2 separate regions of the Homo sapiens genome follow, and region 1 is linked to region 2. The links are chromatin loops, found by intact Hi-C in ENCODE. Cell type or tissue: HCT116. All regions are shown on one strand. Each heading gives the region's core, and the rest is flanking DNA. Links, peaks and the distances in the headings are about the cores only.

Region 1 (9,621 bases), core at 3,059-5,558, 520 kb before region 2:
TGGAGCTGGACAATGACTCCCCTCATTCAGGTGGTTCTGGGTGAGGGGGTAAAGATGGATAGTCCAGCGGATTGAAGACTGTGAGTTGCTGGGGAAAGGATGCTGGGATCTAGAATAGGTTTGTGAATTTGGAAGAGAAGCCCTGGTGAGGGCTGGGAAGTGAGCAGGAGATAGGGAACAGAGTCCCCCAATTTTCCCCATTCTGTCCCACTTCTCTATTCTCTTCTCTCTCATTTGTGGCCAGCCCAAGCAAGAGACTGGCACTGAAAGAACAAGAGGGTGAGGTGGGAAAACTTCAGGGGTAGCATGACTGGCTGAGAAGGATAGGATTCTCTCCCTTTTTCTCTCCCTTGACACTGTTATCTACTGCCTGCAGGGGAGGCAGGGGTCTTGGTAGTGGGTAGAGGAGGGGAGGTGAGAGTAGCTATGGAAATCAGGGGCTAAAAGGGATTTTTCCTTCATTCTTCTTCACCCTTCGAAGATAGCCTTTGTCACTGCTTGCCCTGCCAGGCGCCTGGCCTACAAGGGGCGAAAAATGGAGAAAGAGATGGATATCCTCCAGCCATGCAGCTAGGGTGTCAGTTCTTCTTTTTTTTTTTTTTTTTCTTTTCTTTCTTTTCTTTTCTTTTCTTTTTTTTTTGTTGTTTGTTTGTTTTTTTGAGACAGAGTCTTGCTCTGTTGCCCGGGTTGGAGTGCAGTGGCACGATCTCGGCTCACTGCAACCTTCACCTCCCGGGTTCAAACCATTCTCCTTCCTCAGCCTCCCAGGTAGCTGGGACTACAGGCATGCGCCACCACACCCAGCTAATTTTTTTGTATTTTTAGCAGAGATGGGGTTTCACCATACTGACCAGGCTGGTCTCGAACTCCTCACCTCAAGTGATCCGCCCGCCTTGGCTTCCCAAAGTTCTGGGATTACAAACATGAGCCACCACACCCGACCAGGGTGGCAGTTCTTGGGTGGCAAATAGATGTGGTTAGTCAGACATCCATCAGAGAGGCTGCCTACCTCTTTTTCCTACGTAAACGGAGGGAAAATTTATTGCTATTTGTGACATTCCCTGTGCAGGAGGAGAGAGCAACTTACTGTCACCAGAGAAGTTAAGGCACGAGTTTCAAACTCAATTTGACAGCAGTAATGATAACCATAAAATAGCATTTAAGCTGGGTGTAGTAGTGGCTTGCACCTGTAGTCCCAGTTGCTCGGGAGGCTGAGGTGGGAGAATCACTTGAGGCCAGGGGTTCTAGGTCAGCCTGGGTAACAGAGGGAAGACCTGCATCTCTAAAAAAAAGAAATAACTAAAATAACTAGCTAGCATTGGTTGAGGGAATGCTGTGTGGCAGGCACTGAGCATCCTTATCTCACTGAATCCTCACAGTAAAAGCAGTACAGATGCAAGCCCTAAGGTCAAGCCAATCTGAGTTTAAGTCTTCACCCTGTCACTCACTAGTTAAAGCATAGTGCTTGACACAGAGTAAAAACTCAGTAAATACGGAATAAATATTCATCAATTAACAAATCAATTGATATTAGTCATTAATATGAATAAATATTACTATATACACACAATCAATCATATGAAGCAGGTACTATTACTATCTTCTTCTTATAAATGAGGAAGTTGAGGCCCTGAGAAATTAAGGACTCTGTACAAGTTTACACAGCTACTAAGTGGCAGAACCTGAATTGAAAACTAGTTGTCAGTGCAGAGTTTCTGTTTGAGATGATGACAATGTTCTGGAAATAGATAGTAGTGATTGTACAGCACTGTGAATAGACTTAATGCCACTGAATTATATACTCAGAAATGATTAGAATGGTACATTTTATGTTATGTATACTTTAACACACACACACACACACACACACACACACACACACACATACACACATCAGTTGTCAGACACTGGGATTTTAACCACTGTGTCATATACATGACCTCTCAATGGGCATTAATCAAGTTTCTATTATTCAGAAGACCCTCCCAATGTCATAAAGCGAGGGCTAAATTTGCAATCAAAAGACCTCTGTTCAAACACCGTATCTGCTTCTTACAATGAGTAAGTGGCTAAGACTTGTCTGAGTTTTCTTGGGCCAAAAGGGGTACAAGTCATACACAAGCCTTTCTCCAAGAGTTCACTTCAGTTGCAGACACTCAGGTCCCTGTAATGTTACTGGATAACCTTGGGGAGAGGGGATCCAGATCAATTTGAGCCCCTGACAAGGAGGGCAAGGAAGCTCTGAGCCAGCTTACCCATTCTTAGTTACTCCTCTTCCCAAAGTGAAATGTGGCAGCTACTGGGTGGGGACTTTTAAGAGGAAGTGAGACAGCTACTGATAGGGGAACTTGAGGAGGGCCCCCTTGGAAAGGGGAAGGAAGATGAGCACATATTGAGATAAACCATTTTCAGGGTGTTAAAACTAGATTAAAACCAGTGTTTTTACATGTCACAAAAAAGAAATCCACACCACAAACAATCCTAGTAGCTACTTTTCCTGCAAAAGTAATCATTCTTTTATCCAAGGTTCCTTGGGGATTAAACAACAACAACAAAAATCCCTCAAAGTCCTTGTCAGCTTCTTTGGTTCCTCTATGACTTTTTACTGTACTCAATGGAGAGAAGTGCTCAGTAACAACCGAGTCCCCAGATACACCATGACATTGCAAGAGAAGATGAAACATGAGGAAATCCACCCCCTTCCCATTTTCCAGACCACATCCTCCTCCCCTGTTCAATCTCCCTAAAGTTTTCACTAGGCTTGTTCAGGTCAGGAATGAACTATAACCAGTGGATGCTGCCCTCTGCTGCAAAGCAGGCTTCATCCGCGGCTGCACAGCCAGTCTTGGCTTCCACAAGACCTCTCTTGTGTTAATGATTCAAAGCACATGTTTGTAATTAAAAATAACAATAATAATTCAGGGTACCAGGCTGACCACGCAAATATAGTTATCCTGAGAGGGGGGCTTGCAGAACACCTTTCAGGGCAAATCCCCCACCACCTTTACATAGGACTGAGACAGCCTAGAAAAGTACAGAATGCTTTACTGTTATTTTCCTCATCCTGGCCCCATGCACTAACTAGACACAGTCTTTCCAGAGAAATACCAACATGACACAACCCCACGGGGGCATTGGGTCCCTCTGTTCTGGATTTGCCTCCTTCTGCTTCACTTCAGTTGTCTTAATTCCATTCACCTTGGTTCTCTGAGCCCCGGTTGACACAGCACACTGGCTCTCTACGCTCCCCTCTGTCTCCTTCTGCTGCCATGCCCTATTGTAGCCATGTCCTTCCATCTGGCACTCAGAAATCTTTCCCAAATGTCATTCTGCTAGTCTCCTGACACCTTCACACAATCTGCCCATCCTCTTGGACAGAGCTGACATGGTCCCCGAGGCTGGGGATGCTAGAGGCCACCTAGTAGCCACTAGGAAGCAATGCTTGTACTCTGTGCCCTGTGCACTCAGTGACAGGCAAGGAGGCTGTGGAACTATTCTCACAATCATCCGGACCTGTCTTCTCAACCCCATTGGTGCTGCCACCTAAGAGATTAACAAGGGAGGCCACTAGACTCAGATTGCTCAGATACAATTATAACTGGAAACATTGGGTTCTAAGGAAACACTGCATAAATCACACTCTTCCCTAGCTGGCTGACTGGCAATACGGTGGGATCCCTTTTGCAAGCCAGAATATGTTGGAATTATACTGGAGTGATGTGGACTATACTGGATTTTTTCAGATTTCTAAACTGCTTTAAGAAACATTCCATAGCTCCACTTGGCAAGATATAAACAAACTTGTAGGAAACTGGGTTAGTTTTACCAGTCAAATGAGTTGGCAGCCCAATTCTTCTGTCTCAAAGAGATTAATGAGCAATTAATTTCCCAGACCAGCTAAGCCTGGGAACTTCTGGGAGCTAACGGATTTTACCTGAAGGTGAAGTCCAGCCCACGTCCGTGGGCCACCACATCAGACCCTCCCAAGAACGCAAGGGAAGGCCTAATTTACATAGTTGCCCTGCCCCCTAGTGTCCACAGGCAGCAATAACAGCAGGCAGGACTCAAGCTTCTAGGTATGGGCAGCAGGGCTGCAGGGCTTTTTTTGTGCTCCACACAATGGCGCCTGGCTAAAGGGATGTGGGAATGAAATTAAGCTCATGCTCTTCTCACCAAGCCTTGTGCCCTGCACAGGACTGCATCCATCTGGAGGTTGACCTCTTTTTTCTAATCTGTCTGCCAAGAGGAGCCATTTTTTTTTTTGGTAATTCTATTTTAAAAATTTCCACATAGCTTGAGATTTCTAATGTCTAAAGCTACCAGAAAGGCTGATACCAATCCCATGTGATAGGCCAGGCCGTCGGCATGTACTCAAATGTATATTCCATTTCTGAAAATTCACTTGTCCTATAAGAATAGCTCAGGGTGTTTGTGTAGAAGTGGCCCCATTCCAGAAAATTCCCGGACTGGGAACTTCATAGTCATCCATCCAGCTATGAACTTCTGTTAGCTCCACCCCCAAAATATATCCTGAATCCATCCACATCTCTCCATCTTCACTCATTTCTGATCCAAGCTAGCAGAAATTTCTTGCTACAATGGTAGCAATACAGGGAAAAACATTGGCCTGCTACAATGGTCTCCCTGCTGCCACTCTGGCCCCTCCACACAGCAACCAGAATTATTTATTAAAATATATGTAAATTCATGTGACTCCCCGCCAATGGCTTCCCAATGGGTTTAGGATAAAATCCAAAGTCTTTCCGTGGGTTACTAGGCTGTGGATAATCTGTCTTCTGCTTAGCTCATCTACCTGTCGCTCACCACTCTCCTGCTCATCCACTAAGCTCAGCAACACTGGCCATTTGTTTTAATTGACATTTTTATTGAGATAATTGCAGATTCACATGCAGCTAAAAAAAACAAGAGCAAGATCTCTCATACATTTTGCCCAGTTTTCCCCAATGGTAACATTTTGGAAAACTGTAATATCATAGTAAGAATAGTGATGTTGATACAATCCACCTATATTATTCAGATTTCCCTGGTTTTATTAATATTTATCCTCATATGTGTGTATGTGTATTTAGTTCTATATAATTTGATCATCCATGTAAGTTCATGTGATGGATACCACCACATGTTAAATAAGCATATCATGGAAAATGGGGTATGCATCCTAAAACAGTAGGTCTTATAGTACATAGTCAAAGTACTGAACAGTGCCATCACCTTGAGGATCCCTCCTATTGCCCTTTTATAATCATATTCATCTCCCCCCACCTCCTTAAACCTAGGCAACCATTAATCTGTTCTTCATTTCTATAATTTTGTCACTTCACAGACATGATATAGATAGAATTGTACAATATGTAACTTCTGGGACTGGCTTATTTTCACTCAGCATAATTTTCTAAAGATTCATCCAGGCTGTTGCATGTAGTTTTTTTTATTGCTGAGTTGTATTCCACAGTATGGATGAGCTTCAGTTTAATCATTCACCCATTGAAGGGCATTTGTGATATTTATTTACAGGTCTTACATAAATATAAGTTTTCATTTCCCTGGGATAAATCCCCAAGATTGCAGTTGCTAAGTCACATTGTAAGCACGTGTTTAACTTTTTTTTGTTTTTTTCGAAACAGGGTCTCACTTTGCTCACTCTGTCATCCAGGCTGAGTGCAGTGGCATGAGCATGGCTCCCTGCAGCCTTCATCTCCTGGCCTCAAGCGATCCTCCAACCTCAGCCCACCCAAGTAGCTGGACCACAGGTGTGCTTCTGGCTAATTTTTTTTTTTTTTTTGTAGAGATGGGGATCCTCCTACGTTGCCTAGGCTGGTCTCAAACTCCTGGGCTCAAGTGACCCCGACACCTCGGCCTCCCAAAGTGCTGGGATTACAGGTGTGAGCCACCACGCCCAGCTACGTGTTTAATTTTTAAAGCAACTGCTAGACTGTTTTCCAGAGTAGCCATACCATTTTACATTCCCACAAGCAATGTATGAGTGACTCAGTTTCTCTACACCTTCACTAATAGTGGTGTTGCCACTATTTTTTATTTTGGACATTCTGATATGTATGTAGTACTATCTCATTGTAGCTGTAATTTGCATTTCTCTAATGGTTAACAATGTTGAATAGCTTTTCACATGTTTATTCTTCATGTGTATATTCTCTTCGCAAAATGTCTGTATATATCTTGCCCATTTTCTAACTGGATTTATCAAATATTGAGTTTTGAGAGTCCTTTGTGTGTTGTAGACATGAGTACTTTCTCAGATACGTGATTCGTACATGTTTTTTCCCAGTCTGTAGCTTGCCTTTTCATTCTCTTCATATGTACTTTCACAGAGCAAAAGTTTTAAAATTTTCGATGAACTATTTTTCCTTCTATAAACCCTGCTTTTAGGGCTGACTCTAAAAACTCTGCTGAACTCTAGATCCCAGAGATTTCCTCCTATTTTTTTCTAAAAGTTTTATAGTTTTTCATTTTATGTTTATGTCTGTGATCAATCCTGACTTAGTTTTAAAAACTTTTTATTTTTAGTGCTTGTGGGTATATAGTAGGTGAATATATTTATGGGGTACATGAGATGTTTTGATACAGGCATGCAATGTGAAATAAACACATCATGGAGAACGTGGTATGCATCCTGAAACACTAGGTCTGATTCATTCTTTCTAACTATTTTTTGTACCCGTTAACCATCCCCAACTTCCCCTGACCCCCCACTATCCTTCCCAGCCTCTGGTAACCATCCTTCTACTCTCTATCTCCATGAGTTCAATTTTTTTTTTAGCTCCCACAAATAAGTGAAAACATGAGGTTTGTCTTTCTGTGACTGGCTATTTCACTTAACATAATGATCTCCACTTCCATCCATGTTGTTGCAAATGACAGGATCTCATTTTTTATGGCTGAATAGTACTCCCTTGAGTATATGTACCACTTTTTCTTTATCCATTCATCTGTTGATGGACGCAGGTTGCTTCCAAATCTTAGCTTTTGTGAGCAGGGCTGCAACAAACATGGGAGTGCAAATATTTCTTGGATATACTGATTTCCTTGCCTTTGGGTATATACCCAGCAGTGGGATGGCTGGATCATACAGTGGCTCTGCTTTTAGTTTTTTAGAGAAATCGCCAAACTGCTCTCCATAGTGATTGTACTAATTTACCTTCCCACCAACAGTTTACGAGGGTTGCCTTTTCTCTGCATCCTCACCAGCATTTGTTATTGCCTGCTTTTTGGATAAAAGGTATTTTAACTGGGGTTAGATGATATCGCATTTTACTACTTCAAGTGAAGTGTGAAAACCTCACTTCTATTTATGTTTCTTCATCTTCCATGGTCTTAATTATCATTGTCCTCAGTATCACAGGGTGTTATAATTTTTGTTTCAGCAATCAAACATGACTTATAAAACTCATGAGGAAACTGATAATGTCTTCTGTGTACTAGTATATTTGTTTTATATACTTTTTTCCTGATGTGCCAGGATTCCTTCTTTTATCGTTTTTTTCTGTTTAAAGAGCTTCTCCTAGCTATTATTTAAGAGTTCTGCTAGTGACAAATTCTTTTAGTTTTTCCTTCATTTAAGAATGCTTTATTTCACTCTCATTCCTTAAGAATATTTTTGCCAGATATAGAATTTGCAGTTGACAATTCTCCTGTCTCCATACTTTCAAGTTGTGTCACTTCGTTCTTGCCTCCATGGTATCAGATGAGAAATCTGCTGTAATTTGAATTGGTGTTTCCCCATAGGTAATTCATTGTTTTTCTCTGGCTACTTTCAAGATTTCTTGTTTGTTTTTAGTTTTATTTTTCCTGCTTTCTTTCCTTATTTATTTATTTATTTATTTTTACTATTTCTTTTTTTTTAAAGATTTTAAACCACATTTTTATTCTTTGATGCTTCATTTTCAGACTTTTTAAGTCAGTCATTACATTTACATTGCATGAGGAAAATTTTTCCAGAACAACAGTGTGGAATAGTTCTGAATTATGCTATTCTACAGATAGAAAAAAAGTCCAAATGTCTTTAAAAATTTACTTCTTACTACCCAACATGTTTTTGCAAAGCAAGAAGTCTTTGTAAGACACCTTAAACAAAGTCCTTCAATTCTATAGCAGAGGAAATAAAATCCCCCAGAAGCCAAAGGCTCACATTCACATTGCTAGTGCATGACAGACCCAGGTGTGCTTCATTAGAGATAAAATACATTCCCTTTGGTATCACAGGAAGTTACTGGGGATGACTTGACCTCATTACTTAGCTAACGACTGGATAAAATTTCTTAATTATTTGAAGTAACATTGTATTAGTGTTTGCATTATTAATTTGAATAGAAAATAATCACATTTTTGACCCATTTATAAAAATTGTTAATGTTTATTTATTTATTTATTTTTTATTATACTTTAAGTTTTAGGGTACATGTGCACAACGTGCATGTTAGTTACATATGTATACATGTGCCATGTTGGTGTGCTGCACCCATTAATCCTCGTCATTTAACATTAGGTATATCTCCTAAAGCTATCCCTCCCCCCTCCCCCCACCCCACAACAGGCCTCGGTGTGTGATGTTCCCCTTCCTGTGTCCATGTGTTCTCATTGTTCAATTCCCACGTGTGAGTGAGAACATGTGGTATTTGGTTTTTTGTCCTTGCAATAGTTTGCTGAGAATGATGGTTTCCAGCTTCATCCATGTCCCTACAAAGGACATGAACTCATCATTTTTTTATGGCTGCTTATATTCCATGGTGTATATGTGCCACATTTTCTTGATCCAGTCTATCATTGTTGGTCATTTGGCTTGGTTCCAAGTCTTTGCTATTGTGAATAATGCCGCGATAAACATACGTGTGCATGTGTCTTTATAGCAGCATGTTTTATAATCCTTTGGGTATATACCCAGTAATGGGATGGCTGGGTCAAATGGTATTTCTAGTTCTAGATCCCTGAGGAATCACCACACTGACTTCCACAATGGTTGAACTAGTTTACAGTCCCACCAACAGTGTAAAAGTGTTCCTATTTCTCCACATCCTCTCCAGCACCTGTTGTTTCCTGACTTTTTAATGATCGCCATTCTAACTGGTATGAGATGGTATCTCAATGTGGTTTTGATTTGCATTTCTCTGATGGCCAGTGATGATGAGCATTTTTTCATGTGCCTTTTGGCTGTATAAATGTCTTCTTTTGAGAAGTGTCTGTTCATATCCTTCACCCACTTGTTGATGGGGTTGTTTGTTCTTTTCTTGTAAATTTGTTTGAGTTCTTTGTAGATTCTGGATATTAGCCCTTTGTCAGATGGGTAGATTGTAAAAATTTTCTCCCATTCTGTAGGTTGCCTGTTCACTGTGATGGTAGTTTCTTTTGCTGTGCAGAAGCTCTTTAGTTTAATTAGATCCCATTTGTCAATTTTGGCTTTTGTTGCCATTGCTTTTGGTGTTGTAGACATGAAGTCCTTGCCCATGCCTATGTCCTGAATGGTATTGCCTAGGTTTTCTTCTAGGGTTTTTATGGTTTTAGGTCTAACATTTAAGTCTTTAATCCATCTTGAATTAATTTTTGTATAAGGTGTAAGGAAGGGATCCAGTTTCAGCTTTCTCCTAC
Region 2 (9,621 bases), core at 3,893-6,392:
TACCACACATTGCAAACCTCACAGAGGATGCTTATTCTACAAAATTTGTGGGCATATTCATAGGTACTATGGAGCTAAATAATTTGAAAACAATAACAAAACCCATTTACTGATTATTTGGTTAATAAAGACCTCATTCCTTCAAAGTATGTTGCTAGGAGCCACTGAAAGTGGACTTGACCTGAGGAGCAGCAAGGAGCTTCCTCCTGCTGTATACACAGACACACACAGACAGACAGACAGACACACACACACGCATGCGCGCACACACATGCACATGCCCGGATCCTTCTCCAAACACGTCCATGATACCAGGGCAGCAGAATTGGGGCACATTAGAGACACAGGCTCTGCCCACATTCTGAAGCTCCCTGTCATTCCCAGGTCTTGGTGCTTGGCCAGACTCCCCTTACCCAGACTCATAGCCTCATAGCTATCATTCCAAAACCCCAAAAGCTCTGGAAACTGAGAGCCTTTGTACGTTTATGACAAACTCATTTGGCAGCGCAACTTGAACTGACATGAGGTTATTTATAGTCTTTATTTTTCACACCCTGTGTGAATATTCATGTGTTTTTGCTCCAGAAATATCAATGTACTTGATTACTGGGTACTGCCTCAGACCCCACTGGAGGTGATATATATGTGCTGTATACACCCAATCGCCTTTTAAAAGTCCAAAGCATTCTGAATTCCTTCAATTATACTAAGCCTCCCACTGTCTTATAATGATCTGTTTGGCATGTCTCCCTCATTAGCCTGTGAACTTCTTCTCCAGTGCTCAGCACACAGTCCAGCATGGGGTGGAAGCTCGACTAATGTTTTAGGAATGAAGAACGAACAGTCTTTAGTGATTCCGGAGACTTGTTGTCATGTTCTTTCTTACATCTAAACTAAAGTACGTCATGCTACCATTCGTTTATTCTGTGCCATCAATAGCGAGGAAGAACAGTTGGTCAGGCTCCTTCATTTTTTTTCCTCTTGAGGCTAAATCGTCCTTATAATCCTAATACCTTTAACCTTTTCCCCTAGATCCTCTTTTCCAATCCCTTAATCGTCTTCATTGCTGTCTTCTGAAGTCTTTACAGGTTCTTTCCTTCCGAAATTGTGGCCTAGTGCTTAGGATAGGGCTGCAAAGAGCCCAGCTATTACACATAATAGGCCTCTGGTTTCTATGGTGCTTTTCCGATCAGTTTCATTTGGCTGGGCTAAGAAGCTTTGCCTTTAAAAATACACTCGCAGGACAAACTCCAGGGGCATGAACAACTTTCACCTGAGCATGCTGGTTGGTAATAGGAAGGGAAAATAGCACTGTCTGATCATAAGAAACTGTAATTACGAAAGCTGAAAGCAACAGGTAACACATGCAGTAGGCACCTGTATACAAAAACCACTGTTGATAATTACGGTACCTCAGCCTATTATTTTTACCTTGGGAGAACCGGCCTTGTTTGTGCGCATCATGTGCCTTTTCTCTCATAAGGTTGCTAAAGGCCATTTCTGACCACTTCCCATTAAATTCAGGGAGTGAACCTGACTCTGTCAGGGTTGCTGAAAATCACCGGATTAAGTTAAACTCACTAATTAAGCCTGTTAGACTTCCTGTAACTCACGATTTTTCTTGGCATAAGTAAAAACATTTCACTCAGAGGCAAAATGTGTTATATTAATAACCAGGAAACAAGAAAATACACATAGTAGCATTTTCGGAAGCAAATTCTGTCATCCGCATTCTGTTGAAACGGCCATTGTCATTTCTCCTAATAGCCTAAAGTGTTTACTTTTGGGGTGGAAACTATACATACTGTGATGGAGATTCAGAGATACGCTTTTGTCAGTTAAATTCGAAAAATATATTCAGGTGTGCTTGTTGTGTCCCCCCCCCCCCCAAGCATGAGTCAGAGCCTTTCATGGGGTTTTGTGTAAATGTATTTTCTAAGAGGTGCTGTTGGGATTTTGCATACAGGTCATTCTTTTTAAAAAGGTCACGTTGCAATTTTTCTATCCTTTCTTGTGTTGTTATCCCTCAGGGAAGAAGATGTAGAATGCCAAATTGCAAAGGGAGCTTGTAAAGAGGGGAACATTAAAATTGGATAACCAAGAGCTCCCAGAGAGGGCCTCAATGGCTGAAAGGAGCCCCTTCTGAGCAAATGGGTAGCAGCGTAAAAGCCAAATTAACCTGGGAGGAGAAGGTATGGAACTTTTGGAGAAACACTTTGTTTACCTCACCATCTTACCATATCCAGCTGGCTGTTTCTCCAAGAATGTTAGTGCTCCAGAAGGGAGGGAAACCTGTCCCCACTGCTAATAGAAGAGGCTGAAATTTTCTTTCAGAGTTTCCAGATGTCCTTGGCAAATGCTAGCAATAGTCATTCTCTCTCTTTTAATAATTATAATAAGCTGCTTTTTAAGGGAACATTAACTGTGTGGTAGGCTCTATGCTAAGTGTTTTATATAAGGTATCTCTATTAATCTTCACTATGATCCTTCCAAAAAGGTATTGCTATTACCCTCAATTTCCATAGGAGGAAACGGGCCCAAAGAAGTTAGACAACCTGGGCAAGGTCACCCAGCTAGTAAGTGGAGGAGCCAGAACTTAAACGCAGATCCACCTGACACCAACACCTGGTTCTGAACCATGGTGTGCAAGTCCTTGTAAAGTCAAACAGTCTCTTTAATAAGCTTGACTATATTTTCTCTTTTACCAAATCACAGAACATCTGGTCTGCTTAATTTTATGAGACTGTAATTACAGCAATGAAAAGGATGTTAGCCTACTCTGAAAACCCTAGCTGAAGGGCTTTCTATTGCTTTGTTTAGAGATTTGTTCTTTTCTCTCCACCTCCACCCCCGACTCCCCAAATTGGATAGTAAGTTCTTCAAGGAAGGTTCTGGAAAGTGGTTTTTTTTTTTTCTTCAAGTTCTGTGTTACATGTGCAGAACTTGCAGTTTGGTTACTTAGGTATACAAGTGCCATGGTGGTTTGCTGCACCCATCTACCCGTCACCTACATTAGGTATTTCTCCTAATGCTATCCCTCCCCTAGCCCCCCACGCCCCACAGGCCCCGGTGTGTGATGTTCCCCTCTCTGCTTCCATGTGTTCTCATTGTTCAACTCCCACTTATGAGTGAGGACATGCGGTGTTTGGTTTTCTGATCTTGCGATAGTTTGCTGAGAATGATGGTTTCCAGCTTCATCCATGTCCCTGCAAAGGACGTGAACTCATTCTTTTTTATGGCTGCATAATATTCCATGGTGTATGTGTGCCACATTTTCTTTATCCAGTCTATCATTGATGGACATTTGGGTTGGTTCCAAGTCTTTGCTATTGTGAATAGTGCCGCAATAAACATAGGTGGGCATGTGTCTTTATAGCAGCATGATTTGTAATCCTTTGTGTATATGCCCAGTAATGGGATCGCTGGGTCAAATGGTATTTCTAGTTCTAGATCCTTGAAGAATCTCCAGTGTCTTCCACGATATTTGAACTAATTTACACACCCACCAACAGTGTAAAAGCATTCCTCTTTTTGGTTCTGGAAAGTCTTATGCTCCTCTGCTTTCTATAGTTCTCATAGTGCCTGGCATGTAGTGTGTGCTCCATAAATATTGACTGATTGATGAATGTGTGGATGTTTCATGCAATAGTTTTTGGGTTGTTCAACACCATTTCTTAATGCTAAGCAAACAGGTTAGAACCTTCAAGATGTCTGTTGTCTTAATCTAGTTGCTTGCACTGAGGTAACTTTTTAATATCATCTCTGCACAGGAGCTGAATGCCTTCTTTGGCACCTGGATGATTGATTGTGTTTTCTCCTTTTCCTCGGAAAGCTCTGGTATTGCGCAAACGCTGCTTTAGGTGATTAACAATGCCGCCAACTTCACCAGTCACCTTTGCAGACAATTCTTGAATTTTATAGGAAAGTGGGAACCTGTTTAAGTATAGTTTCTAGTTAATTCTGCTTCCCCATCCTGGTTTGCTCAATGCTACATAAAAGATTTTCTTTGTGGAATGAGACAGAATAGAAAAAATAAAAATACATTCTCAATGGCTGGGTGAAGAGAGTCCTTGAGATTTTACCAGCTTGGTATTTCTCACTGTTGGAACTTCAACCCAGGATGCAGATTCATCCTAGTGAGCCTCACAGGAAACTCTGCCTTGGTCTAGAAGATACAGTGCAAATATATAGGATAGGACAGGTAAGGTCAGCAGAAGCCACTTTTCAGCACATACCATGTGATTGCTAGAATAATACAAATAACAACCATTTACTAGCAGATTACTATGTGGCAGGTACTGTGCTAAGCATTTTCCAGACATTCATTATTGTTGCCATTTTTCCAGGTGAGCAAACTGCAGCTCAGAGAGTCTAAGTGAATTTCTTTGTCTTTAAGCAGTATGAGATAGACCCTGGACTTGAACTCAGGTCCATCTGATTCCAGAGTACATAGTCCTTTTGCTACAGTGCTTTGCAGGGAGCTGTGCTGGCTTCTCAAATGGTTTGGGGCTATCTGTGTGAGGCTGACAAGAAAACTATTTAAAGGCTGGTAGAAGAGGGCCCTAACAGAAGGTCTGACTCTCATTTTCTTTCTATTTGCAGAAGATAATTCTTTCCTGTTTCAATATCAGAAGGGGATCTAGCTGAAGGCAAAAGGCCACAGGGTTCTGGTGAGGCACAAGTTCAAACCTTGCTGTAGTTGGACCTGTTCTACTGACTATCAACGGCCTGGGTCTGTGGGTGATCATAGTGTCAGGGGGCTGGAGATTGGAAGTTCAGAGTGGAAGAGCTGGCATATGCCGCAAAATGCACCCTGTTGGGATGGAGCAGGAAACTCAACTGCAGCTGAGTTTAGTGGGGCACCCAAAGAGAGTGGCAACAACAGGTATCAATTTAGAGAAGCACTTGGCTTTGGTGAAAGCAGAAGTCCTGCCCAGCCTAGCTGAACTGAGCAGGAGCAGGTGAGGCTTAGGAGTCCTGCCAGGTGCTAGTAGCAAGGATGGGACTCTAGTCCTTGGAGGCAAGGGTGAAGGAGTTGGGAGCCTGGGAAGAACCAGACAAAATCCCAGTTCCACAGAAACTGAATGACTAGACTGGTGGCTCTCAACTGAGACAATACTGCCCCCTAGGGGACTTTTGGAAAATGCAAGAGGGTATTCAGAGGACTGGAAATGGGGATGCTAGATGTTCTCCAACGCCCACGACAGACTTGCAAAATGAAAAATAGTCTAGCATCCCGAATAATTTTTGAATGTTCTGCTGGACTTCCATGGAGCTGAAAACTGCTTTTCTAATTATCTAAACTTTTACTATAAATGTTTTATACCTAAGCATAAAGGGTTTTGCTTCCCCTGCCCCGACCCCACAGTTTTAATCAACTATTCTGTAAAGATATGGAAGATTACATGGTTACAGAGGATCACACAGACTCATTCACCATTTCAGGAAATCATGTCAACAATTGTGATGTTGCTTTTGGAATTAATCAATATAACATATCAGTTTGTGTCCATAACTGTTGCATTCATGGGGATTCTATATAAAGGCACAAGCTTCTGACTACTTCATTTAATCATTCAATGTAGTCCTGTGTGAGCATTTACAGAGTTAAATACATAGTGTTTTATTATGTATTGCTTTATTTTCTCTTTATGTGGCAGGACATATAGCTATCTTTTTGAACTTATGCGTGTAGGTAGGTTATAGTACCTAGAAATTTAATTTCAGGATAGTAAAGGGGTGAAGCAAAAGCAGATTTATTATAAAAGAGAGGATGTTAAGTCTGATAAGGTTGAACACCACTGTGCTAGCCTGATGGCTTCGTGAGGGCCAGGACCATGTGTTTTGCTTCCGTTTGGCCTAATTAACTGAGGTGCTTATAAATAATGAATAATGAATGTGGATGCAAGCACACAGCTGGAGTCAGGCATGTAGGTCAGCATAGTCGGGGTATATAAAACTGGCAGGAGATGGGGACTTTTTTTTTTGAGACGGGGACTTTTGATCACCAAAAGAAGGCAGGATCCCAGTTATCAGAAGAGAAACCATAGTTCAGAGTTTGCCTCAAAGCTAGAGCGTCCTAATGTCAAGGCCCAGGGCTTCCTACAGTCCTCTTATCTTGAGACATGCTGGAGCCAAGGGACTGACGTCAGATGGTCCCAGTGGTGAAGAGAGTTGTGTTTACATTCTCACTTGCTGGTATCAATCGTAGGGGCCCAAAGACCTCACTACCTAAAAAGAGGGCTGTTTTCCAGCTTAGCTGTACCTCTTTGCATTGTTTTGTCTGGCCAAGACAGAGAGGATACCAGGGAAAATGAGGCTCGAGTATTGTACGTATAATCTGTCAATGCCCTCCATGCCCCCATTAGGATCTCAGGCTGTCTTGGCCTTCAGGCAGATCCAGCTCCCCCATTTTTCTGTTGTTGCTGCTGCTGTTTTTTTTTTTTCACTCCCCTGATCCCATCAATAATACGTGTACTCCTTCCTTCTGGGTCCTGTCCTCAAAGGTAACTGCTAAATATCTGACAAAGGAATGGCTAAAGCCTTCAGGGCTCCTGATAAGAGAATGGGCTCCCACTTAGCAAGAAGGGCAGGGGGCAGCACCTCACTTAGAGATATGGTACATAAGTACAGAGGGAGGTATTGAACCACCTGTTGTCAGGAGCAGAAGGGACCCTGAGGTCATCTGGTTCACTAGATCCCAAACCTGGCTGTACAATGGAATTACCAGGAATGCTGTTGAAATACAGATGCAGTGTGGCTCCTAATCCTCAGAGTCTGATTCAGTAAGTCCGAGATGAGGACTTGAATTATCTGCATATTATTAACAGTATCACTGGTGATTTTGATGAGGAACCCAGTTAGGGAAACCACTCAGACTGACTTTCTCGTTTTATGGGTAGCCAGCTGAGTCACCGACAGGGATGATGACTCGCCTCGGGTCACAGAGCAAGTCATGGCAGAGTTGGAAATGGAACTCAGGGTTTTTCCTCCCCTGTATTGGTGGTGGGACGATCTGACATTATTAGTGTGGGAAGAAGGACCTTAAATTTCACTGTACAAGCTGCTGCTCACTCTGCCTAGAGGTAGAGGACAGAGGGCATCTTAAAGGTTGTTTTTCGTTATAATAAGCAGTACATTTACTTCAGAGTTTGGAAGTGAATCAACAAAATACCCATCAAGATTAGTAGGACAAGAGGAACTCGCCAATATCTTTGACGATGTCTATCCATAGAAAGCCAAGTGAAATAATGGAGGTAATTATCCACCTATTTTCTTTGAACACTTTGACCGAAAATCTCCTGGTAACTGAGGGAAAATAGGAGCTTTTAAAAATTGTTGTCTCAAGTAGCCTGAATGACTTCAACTCCCACTTTACTTTTCTTTTTCTGTGGAGATGCTCTCCCAGATGCTTGTCTCCTGGGGGTAGCAGCTTTCCACAGACAAAATGTCCACAGCTTTGGGAAGCATGGAGGGAGAAGGGAAACATTAAGTGAAATGGGATGTCAGGTCAAGCTGCGTTGGTGGTGATGTAGTCACCTGTCGTTTCAAGATAACCTTTTGGATCCTAGATATGTCGTAGCTGGGGCCTTGGGACAAGTCCCAGCAGCCTCCAAGCCACAAGCTTATCATTTTGGCGCAATTCAAGGCAGCCTCCTTGAAAAGCTCCACGATGGCAGCTGCTCCATCAGCAACTGGATGAAAACAATGCCAAATCTCTTTATTTAAAATTAGGCACTTCCTATTTTGGTTCCTAAATGGCAAATCTATCTGCTCTCTGCCTCCAGTCTTCTGTGTCCAAAGCTGCCTTAATGTGAGGTATTTCAGCAGCGATCAGCAAGTGTCTTCCTATTTATAAGCAGCAGAGCTGCCATGGGTCACTGCACTTGTATCTCTGAGCAAGAGAAGTCAGGGGGCCTATTGGAAAGGAAAAATACTGTGGCCTCCGACAGTGAACCTTGGCGTGGGTCAGGGAAGACTGTTCAAGTGCACCAGAGAATGGAGCTGTGATGAGTTCAGTTTTGTATCACTGGCATGGAAGTCAGTAGCCTCAAGATCTGGGAAGAGTTTGGTCACCACTAATTTGCTACATGACCCTGGGCAAGAGTCGTCCCTTCTCTGGGCTTCAGCCTCACCATTTCTGGGGAAAAGGATGCACCATTTAATACATGGTGCCATTTACTGTGACAACCGGCCTGCCACCAAAATATAAAGCTGAATCTTTATCTCACTCCTTATTCCAAAATATAATCCAATTAGGTCAGATTTAGATGTTAAAAAGAGAAACCATTAAAAGATTAGAAGAAGGCATAAGAGAATATTGAGGTAGGGAGTCTTTGCAAAGCAACGAGAAACTGTAGAATCTATGAAGAAAAAGAATGATAGATTTGACTATGCAAAAATTTAACAACCTGAGTATGGTGAAAGATATCTCATGCAAAGTGGAAAGGCAACATATAAACCAGGATAAAGTCACAACATAGAAGGAAGACAATGGTTTATTATTCAGAATACTCCACCAGCTCCAGTGTAAGAAGTGCATTATTTTCTTTACAGCACTTACCATGATTTACAATGACATGATTTAGCTACTTGTTTTTCTATTATTTCCTCTGCTTACATGTTAGCTTCATGAAAGCTCAGGTTTTGCTTACTCACTATTATATTTCTAGTGCTAGACTGGTGCCTGGCATACAGTAGGTACTCAATAAATACTTGTTGAAGGAAGGAATAAACGAGCTTCTGTAGACCAATGAGAAGATAATGAACAATTCACTAGAAAAATGCTCAAAGAATAATGAACAGGCAATTCACAGAGGAAAGGCAAAGGGCCTATGCCCTATTAAAAGGAACACCAATCAGTAATAATTAAGAAATGCAAATTAAAACAATATTGAGATGATTCAGATGTCAGCTTTTACCTCTCAAATTGGCAAAAATTTAAAAGGTCACTAAAACCCAGGGTTTGTGAGAATCTGGTGAAACAGCACACTCATTCACTCTTGATGCACATCTGGAGGGCAACTGGAAATGTTATTTGAGTCAGCAATTCCTGTCTTAGGAGTTTACCTTTGCAAAATGCTCCATGTATAAGGATGTTCATTTAAACATTATTTGTAAATAGGAGCAAATTGAAAAAACTAAATGACCTCGGTGAAGGACTGGTTAAATCATTTATAATACATCCCAATAATGACATACTAAGCATTACTATGCTAATGATTAAGAGTTTGAGCCTTGGTTAGACTGCCTAGGTTTGACTTCCTCCTCTAGCTTTTATGAGCTGTGTGACTTCGACCAAGTTTCTAACCTCTCTGTGCCGTTTCTCATCTGTAAAATGGGAAAAGTAACAATTCATGAAGTTGTGAAGAGTAAATGAGATAATTCATATGAAATATTCAGATAGGACCTGGCACAGAGCATTTAATAATTGCTACACATTACTATTCCAACTACTAGTATAATGATGACAATGACGATGTAGCCACAAATAAAGACAAGCTAGATCTTTAAATACTGATGTGCAATGATATCTCCAATATAGTATTGTGATAAAAGCAAGTTGCAGAAGAGTAAGTATAGTAGGATCTGATTTTTGTTAAGGGTATTATATGTTACACA

What was found. Hi-C counts contacts between places; a loop is a spot of excess contacts. Peaks named below come from ENCODE experiments on the same cell type or tissue, not always from the same donor. Only the 100,000 strongest peaks of a DNase experiment are listed, where the experiment ranks them.
Region 1: a loop joins it to region 2, with 5 times the contacts of the local background. A loop is called at or near these places in 7 of 110 quality-filtered maps.

What each region holds. Positions count from the first base shown.
Region 1 is chrX:109,887,063-109,896,683 of GRCh38, forward strand. No RefSeq gene overlaps it. Among named protein-coding and RNA genes, the nearest start is that of TMEM164, 110 kb to the right of the region's middle. RefSeq lists an enhancer at 3,878-4,172 and a silencer at 3,956-4,025. In HCT116, for the core only: a CTCF peak has its summit at 4,022 (motif pointing left); a DNase peak (open chromatin) is centred at 4,029.
Region 2 is chrX:110,403,213-110,412,833 of GRCh38, forward strand. The region is part of intron 1 of RTL9 (retrotransposon Gag like 9); the gene reads left to right. It also overlaps a transcript of AMMECR1 not described here. Among named protein-coding and RNA genes, the nearest start is that of RTL9, 49 kb to the left of the region's middle. RefSeq lists an enhancer at 4,816-4,865. In HCT116, for the core only: a CTCF peak has its summit at 5,119 (motif pointing left); a DNase peak (open chromatin) is centred at 5,099.